3 separate regions of the Homo sapiens genome follow, and regions 1 and 3 are each linked to region 2. The links are chromatin loops, found by intact Hi-C in ENCODE. Cell type or tissue: CD4-positive, alpha-beta T cell. All regions are shown on one strand. Region 1 overlaps GDF10 (growth differentiation factor 10). Region 2 has its middle 45 kb from the start of GDF10. Region 3 overlaps LOC105378291 (a long non-coding RNA gene).

Region 1 (2,500 bases), 55 kb after region 2:
GTGTGCGGCATCCTAGGGAGGCACCAGGAAAGACTCCCCACTCCTCAGAAGCCTAGAGCGGACTTGGCCATTTGAGAACGCTCACTGATATATAATAATGTTTAGGCGATTCAAACCTGACACAATACTCATGCTGCTGCCAAGGTTGGGGCAGCTTCCTGGGACTGCTGACATGGCTGTGCTGCCCTGGTGCCCTGGGGAACGCCTGCTTCCACCAGGCAAATAGGAAGGAGTGGCCGGCAGCCCCAGGGAAGCCGGAGCTGGAGCATTCTTGAACCAAGTTGCAGATGTAATGGTTGAGACGTCCCGGTCTTTACCTGGACCTTGGAGATTTAGTCAGGTTGCCTTGTGTAATCCTGATGCTGCTCTTTTCTTGTTAAAACAATCTTAAAAGTCCTCAGGCAGAACAAAGAGCAGATGCCTAAATGGCTGTACTTTTGATCCTGGTTTCCCTTAGGAGGTGCTCAAAAAGCATGAGCGTTTATTTATTTCGTCTCTTTTGGAAGAATGTTTGGGTTTAATGTGAAGTGTATTTAATGATTGCATTTAAAAACTGATTGCATAAATAGAGGGCTGTGCAAATACAGGAGGGGCTGCCTTGATGCAGGGCTTGGACCCAACCCAAGCCATCCTGAGCACTTAATGAAGGTGTCAGTGACATTTGTTCATTTGTGCATGCAGAGGCAGTAGAGGGCAGGGGGAGCAAACAGGAGCTTTGGAGTCCAGCAGGCCCGAATGCCTCCCTGTCTGCCCCTATTTCTTTGCTGTTGCTTTTTGTTGTTGTTGTTGTTTGCTACGGGATATTGACAATCTCAACCTTAATTCCTCACCTGTGCACTGAGGATTGCAAAGGGCGCCCTCATCAGTTTCATGTGAGGATTACACGAAAGGAGGGAAGCAAAGCGGGGGAGGAGGATGGTCCTGAAAGTGTGGATCGGTGGGCGTTTGCTCCTCCAGCCCTGGGTGGGAGACCCTCAGGAGCACGAGCGAGAACTTCACAGCCTGTGGTCTCTCCTTCCCTCACAGAAGTGGTCGACCAGAAGGCCGTGTATTTCTTCAACCTGACTTCCATGCAAGACTCGGAAATGATCCTTACGGCCACTTTCCACTTCTACTCAGAGCCGCCTCGGTGGCCTCGAGCGCTCGAGGTGCTATGCAAGCCGCGGGCCAAGAACGCTTCAGGCCGCCCGCTGCCCCTGGGCCCGCCCACACGCCAGCACCTGCTCTTCCGCAGCCTCTCGCAGAACACGGCCACACAGGGGCTACTCCGCGGGGCCATGGCCCTGGCGCCCCCACCGCGCGGCCTGTGGCAGGCCAAGGACATCTCCCCCATCGTCAAGGCGGCCCGCCGGGATGGCGAGCTGCTCCTCTCCGCCCAGCTGGATTCTGAGGAGAGGGACCCGGGGGTGCCCCGGCCCAGCCCCTATGCGCCCTACATCCTAGTCTATGCCAACGATCTGGCCATCTCGGAGCCCAACAGCGTGGCAGTGACGCTGCAGAGATACGACCCCTTCCCTGCCGGAGACCCCGAGCCCCGCGCAGCCCCCAACAACTCAGCGGACCCCCGCGTGCGCCGAGCCGCGCAGGCCACTGGGCCCCTCCAGGACAACGAGCTGCCGGGGCTGGATGAGAGGCCGCCGCGCGCCCACGCACAGCACTTCCACAAGCACCAGCTGTGGCCCAGCCCCTTCCGGGCGCTGAAACCCCGGCCAGGGCGCAAAGACCGCAGGAAGAAGGGCCAGGAGGTGTTCATGGCCGCCTCGCAGGTGCTGGACTTTGACGAGAAGACGATGCAGAAAGCCCGGAGGAAGCAGTGGGATGAGCCGAGGGTGTGCTCCCGGAGGTACCTGAAGGTGGACTTCGCAGACATCGGCTGGAATGAATGGATAATCTCACCGAAATCTTTTGATGCCTACTACTGCGCGGGAGCATGTGAGTTCCCCATGCCTAAGGTAGGGTTTCTTCCGCCTTTTGCCAAATTCTAAGGCTCAGCTCTGCCGCTACCGTCAAGTTCCTCAGCCTGCAGGACTTCTGTTTCCCCATCTGCAAAATGGGAATAACAGTACTTCCTATCTATTCCAGGCAGGAAATAGGTAGACATAGGTCACCAAGTGGCAGCCCGTAGGGTAGTTGCCGCCCACATATGTGTGAGTTTGGCTGTGTTTTTTGAAGTATTGGCTTGGTTGAATTGGGACTTTAAAATGAGAACATTCTTTTGAAAAGCAGGAGAATCCATGTCTTTAGAAACGCATCCCCACATAGCAACTATCTGCAGAGGTTGAGTAGATGCTGCTTCCTGTACACACGGCAGGTCCCAGAAGCTCCCTCCTGACCAAGGCTCTCATTTCTGTTCCCAGCCTGGACCCCAGAGTGTGGCAATCTGTGACTAGCACAGTGCTAGCCTCAGCAGCTCTCCCACTGTAGATTCCCTCCTCCTTGCAGCTCAGGGCAGGAATCCACAGGGAATAGGCCTTCACTGTGCACAGGGTCTGCAGGACAC
Region 2 (2,500 bases):
TGGACCCGGAGGCTTCTGGAGACCTGCAAGGCAGCCAGCCCTTGGGAAAGAGCACTTGGGGCCTGGGACAGCCGGGCTAGCCGGAAGACTCAGAGCCAGTCAGCAGGGTCCGTGGGACCTCATTTGTGGCACCTGCATTGAAGGCAGGCAGGGATACAGAGGAGAAAGGGCTTCAGAGCCAAAGACAACTAACTGGGTTCAAATCCCAGCTCTGCTCTGGCCGGGGCTGGGGCCGTGGGCAGCTTATTTGACTTCTAATCCCTCACTGGGAAAATAGAATCATAATACCCATCTCTCCAAGCTTTGAAAGGTTTCATGTGAGCATTAACACACACAGATGTGCTCAGAATTCTATCTGCCCAGAAAATATAGTCCTCTACCCCTCTCTAATACACACACACACACGCACACACACCACATTCCTCCAGCTGTCTGCCTCCTTCTGTGGTCCCTGGGGTAGGAATGACTTGTTCTCAGTTTCTTTCTGGCCAGGTGTCCCTCCATACTCAGTTCCATGGATTCTCTTCCCAAGATTGATGTGTTCTCAGATAAAGGTGAGCCAGTTTCCAGCCACCTGCCTGAGGGCAGCTGAATTCACACAGACACACACACACACAGACATACAGACACACACACACACACACACACACACACACTGCTGACTCCCAACACTAGCTCAGCAAATATTACTTAACAGGGCCTTTTTAGGTTGCTGAAAATTTCATGGTCACAGATGTTCCTTCCAGTTAAACAGTAAGCTGCTACTGGGCAAAGCTTCGTACAAAAGAGGGAAAATGCAGACCTCAAACCGAGTTTTGCTAAATGAAAGAAGGAGGAGATGGGAACTAAGGAGCTTTGCAGATCCAGCAAGATGTGACATGACCCAGGGTTTCAGGGTTTCAGCCCCAAGGCCACCACCACTTAGAGGAGATAGCACTAGAGTGTGTCCTTATGATGCAAGATCTGGGTTGGAAGAGGCCTCATGTGTCACCCTTCCCTAGCATCATGTGATGCAGGACATCCCCAGCAGCAGCTAGAGACACTTGCCTCGGGACCCAACCAGGGACGCAAACGCACTCCCCTTTGGGCAGCTCTCAGTGCTAACAAGTCCTCTGACTGGTGAAAACCTGTAGCAACTGAACCTTATTCCGCTGCCTGGGCCACGTAATACAGATCTGCTTCCTGTTCCTCAAGACAAGATGAGGACCCTTTACAGATTGAATGAGTCTTCTCATTCCCAAAATAAACCACGAACCATCAGCCCACTTTTTCTGGCAGGGAAGAGTCCCAAGGGTCCCACTCTCTTCTGCAGTAAAGGACAATGCATCACTTTACAACAGGATAAGACGGCTCTGGGGAGCCTCTAGGGAGCCCGTGCTGAAAACCCTCCCCTGGGCTACCTCACCTCAGCAGCTGGGGTGCTCTATGTGGTCCTGCCAAGGGCCGGGGACTGGCCTGGTGTCTGGGAGCCTTGTCTTCACTGCCCAATCATGGCGGCTTTGATCCCATGACTCTCAGCTTTTCCATCAGAATTCAGAGGGCAATAATAGCAACTGCTTGCTTGTAAAGTGCTTGGAGCTCAGAGGAGAAAAGGTGTCAGACAAGTGTAAAATGTTACTACTGGCACAGGCCAGAGGATGGAATGGAAAATCCCAGCAGAAATTGGGAACTCAGAGGAAGCCATTTGTCAGCTCCTCTGAACAAATGGATACAGGAAAAGGGGCCTTCCTCTGGCAGCCAGGCACAGCCCAGGTCAGCTGGAGGGGCTGGAGGAGATGCAGGTGAACATGAACTGTCCTGCCTTCTGACATCAACTACTGATTTAGCAGCCATGCCTTCCACCTCAAGACCAGCTGTCCATTGCACACCCTAGGCAGGGCTGCCAGCGGATGAGCCCAGGTACCCAGAGCTCCAAGCAGTCAGCTCAGCCCTCAGAAGCCTCCTGGAGAAGAGGACTGCAGGAACTAACCCACTGTAGCAGCCATCTGGAAGAACCAGCCCAGTTCTCAAACAAGGGTGCACCAGGCAGAAGAGCCAGTCAGCATGTAGCCGTGAAGACTGGGAAGGGCAGAGGGAAGAGGCACGAAGCACCTAGATGACGCGATGAACTAAGGAAAACTTTTAAAGCACTCTAATTGCTGTTCTCAGAAATTCAGGAAACGTATACATTCATTAAAGAATCTTCTGGCAATACATCTTCTTAGACATTATAAGTGTGACCCACCAATTCCTGTCTTCAAAGTGATCATCAGTAAATGAACTGAAAGATAAAGTCAAGGAAATCTGTCAGAACGTAGGGTAAGAAGACAAGGAGAAAGAACTTCAGATTAAAGTGACTCACATATCTTGTTAGGATTAATGAAAAAATAAAACCATCTAACATTTTAAAACATGAAGAATAAAGAGAAAATCAGAAACATGAGACAGAAAACATCATCACCTACTAATAAGTAAGACTGGCATCTCATTAACGAAACTTACTGTGACTACATTGTTGAAA
Region 3 (2,500 bases), 48 kb before region 2:
CCTGGAAGGGAAGAGGGGGTCAGTTTTAGACTTCAAATCCCAATAACTCCAGTTGGAATATAAACCCAGAGTGTGATGTGGTTGCTGAGAAAAGTAATGCTGCTTTGGTGACACTGCTAGAATCGTGCAACACCTAGAACAAGATCAGTGATAACACTTTATCTGACAACCATCAGACCAAGAGGTTCTGAATACTACACTAAAAGAAGGTGACATACAGAGTGGTTATCAAGACAGGGAGAAATTGGAGGTCACGTGAGGGGTGGTGGAGGGAACTGAGGCTATGGAACCGAGCAAGGAGGAAACATGCCAATGGCCTCAGGCATTTGAAGGGGCATGGGAGAGTGGGGGTGGGTAGAGCCAGTTCTATTAAGCATAGAGAATTGGACTTGAGAAGTGGCCCTGCCAGGAAGGTAGACAGGATCAGAACATGGAGGAATTTTACAAAGAGCTGTCTCAACATGGAATTTTCTGGCTCATAAGATAGTGAGACGCCATCGTGAAAGTGTCCAAAGAGAGGCTTGATAATCGTTTGTTAGGATTAATATCAAGGATCCTGAATTGGGATAAACTGGACTAATGGCCTCCAAGTTTCTTCCTCACCAAGACTCCGTAATCCTGAATCTGGCTAACACAAAGGTAATAGCTCAGAGGTTAGCCAGATGGAACTCTTTAGCAAATGAAGACAGCTTTTGTCTGTATGATCAACAGAGTTAATGTTCACCAATATTTGGTACTCTGCTACTTTCAGTTACACAGAGAATCATAAGGTATTCCTTGAATTTAGGTATGGCTAAGTAAATAGTTCTCACCAAAGAAACATGAATAGAAATAGGGCCACTCCTAGGCCCAAGCAATTAATTACAGCTTCTTGACCCTCCACCTCTTTCTTCATCCGCACCAGTTGGGGATTGCTTAGTGTTGAAATGGAAAGGCCAAAAGAAGGAAACAATCTGACTTGCTAAATATGGAGGAAAATTGCCTGGAGAATCACCCAGATCTGCAGTCTACTTTATGAGACCAAGATATCAACTTCTTGTGGTAAGCCACAAAGAGTTTTAGGTGATTTGTTACTGCAGCATAATTTAGCCTACCGTGGCTGCTATGCTGTGAGAACAAAGGTCATGTTAATTTCCTGTTGGGCCATAGAAGAGACTAGAGAAGATGAGCAGGGCTCTGAAGAGACAGATAAAAGGAGAGTCAGATCCCTGGGTCTGCCTATTTTCATGGAGGCTTGGAGCACTGTACATATTTCTCCAGTTCCCAGAGGCCATGACTAGGTCTCCTTCCCTGTTAAATGGGCAATACCTTACATGAAAGTTTGGGAACCAAGGTCACAGATCGTGAAATGAAGTTAAACTAGGCTGCTAGAGTTGCCACCTTGGCTCTGTGCAAAGATCAAAGGCTCTCTTTGGTGAGAAAAAGCCACCCTCATTGTGCCTGCCAACATTTTACATCTGGATCTACATATTATCTGCTGATTTTATAAACTACTTCCTTCCCAGAAATCCAAACTAGCCTTGTTTTATAGATGTGGAACTGCAGTCTCCTAGTTTCTGGATGAGCTTACACTGGGCCCTTTGGGCTTCTGTCTTCCCACTAGGCCATGCTATGGAGATTGCACAATGGACCTATTGCTTCAAAGGAGAGTCACACAACACTCCCCAGCCACTGTGTTGACAGCCCTGGGCTGGAGGAAAGGCAGCAGTCTTCACAGAGCTCACTTTACGGCTGGGCTCACCCTTCACCCCAAGACAGCTTTGATCACTGGGAAGTTTCCACAAACACAGAATGAATGAGGAAGAAGGTGATTATATTTTCGGTGTGATCCACGTGGACGAGAGGTGAGAGATGGAACGTCTGTACCATCAAGGTTTCTTTAGCTCCTTGACTTTACATGGCTGTCAGTTTCCCCTTAATGTATAGGTTTAAAGTAGTTGTATATTTTCTTGCTTTTTATCACTTTTCATCACGTAATGAAGATTTGAAGGTGTAAGCCACTTACGGCTTAATTTACTAGTGCAATTCGGTAGCAAACAAGTGCAGGAAGCAGCCTGCCTGCCTTCAAATTCCAATTCCCTCCTTTCTGCTTTCTATCTGTGTGGTTTCAGGCAAGTTACTTAGCCGCTCTGTGCTTTCGTTTCCTCATCAGTTAAATGGGTGTAATAATAATAATATCTATCTCATAAGGCTATGGTGGGATAACATGTATTAATATACGTGATGCATTTGGAAGTGTACTTGGCATAGGAAAATTTCAAGAAGTAGTAGCTATGTTTTATTAAGTTCTTGACTGGCAGCCAACCAAATTCCAGGAACTGTGGACACCTGCTGTGTGCTCAAGCCTAGGCTAAGCACTGTTGGGGAGTTTTAAAATAAGGTAATTAACAGGTCACTCCGAAAAGTCCTAGAATCTATCAGGAACCAAAACAAAAACAGACTAAGCAAAACTCTGAGTCATATTAGTAAGAAAGAAGTTAAGAATGGGCAATAGATAGGA

The links. Hi-C counts contacts between places; a loop is a spot of excess contacts. Peaks named below come from ENCODE experiments on the same cell type or tissue, not always from the same donor. Only the 100,000 strongest peaks of a DNase experiment are listed, where the experiment ranks them.
Region 1: a loop joins it to region 2, with 2.4 times the contacts of the local background. A loop is called at or near these places in 9 of 110 quality-filtered maps.
Region 3: a loop joins it to region 2, with 2.5 times the contacts of the local background. A loop is called at or near these places in 7 of 110 quality-filtered maps.

The regions. Positions count from the first base shown.
Region 1 is chr10:47,308,770-47,311,269 of GRCh38, forward strand. It overlaps GDF10 (growth differentiation factor 10), which reads left to right. Exons shown (of 3, transcript NM_004962.5): 2 at 1,027-1,952. Among named protein-coding and RNA genes, the nearest start is that of GDF10, 9.8 kb to the left of the region's middle. RefSeq lists an enhancer at 1,561-2,061. In CD4-positive, alpha-beta T cell, no CTCF peak of the experiment used is centred here; a DNase peak (open chromatin) is centred at 1,312; H3K4me3 peaks cover 217 bases; H3K27ac peaks cover 232 bases.
Region 2 is chr10:47,254,216-47,256,715 of GRCh38, forward strand. No RefSeq gene overlaps it. Among named protein-coding and RNA genes, the nearest start is that of GDF10, 45 kb to the right of the region's middle. In CD4-positive, alpha-beta T cell, no CTCF peak of the experiment used is centred here; a DNase peak (open chromatin) is centred at 1,056.
Region 3 is chr10:47,205,758-47,208,257 of GRCh38, forward strand. It overlaps LOC105378291 (a long non-coding RNA gene), which reads left to right. Exons shown (of 5, transcript XR_945937.3): 2 at 1,604-1,844. Among named protein-coding and RNA genes, the nearest start is that of GDF10, 93 kb to the right of the region's middle. In CD4-positive, alpha-beta T cell, no CTCF peak of the experiment used is centred here; DNase peaks (open chromatin) are centred at 1,094 and 1,714; H3K4me3 peaks cover 1,593 bases; H3K27ac peaks cover 2,432 bases.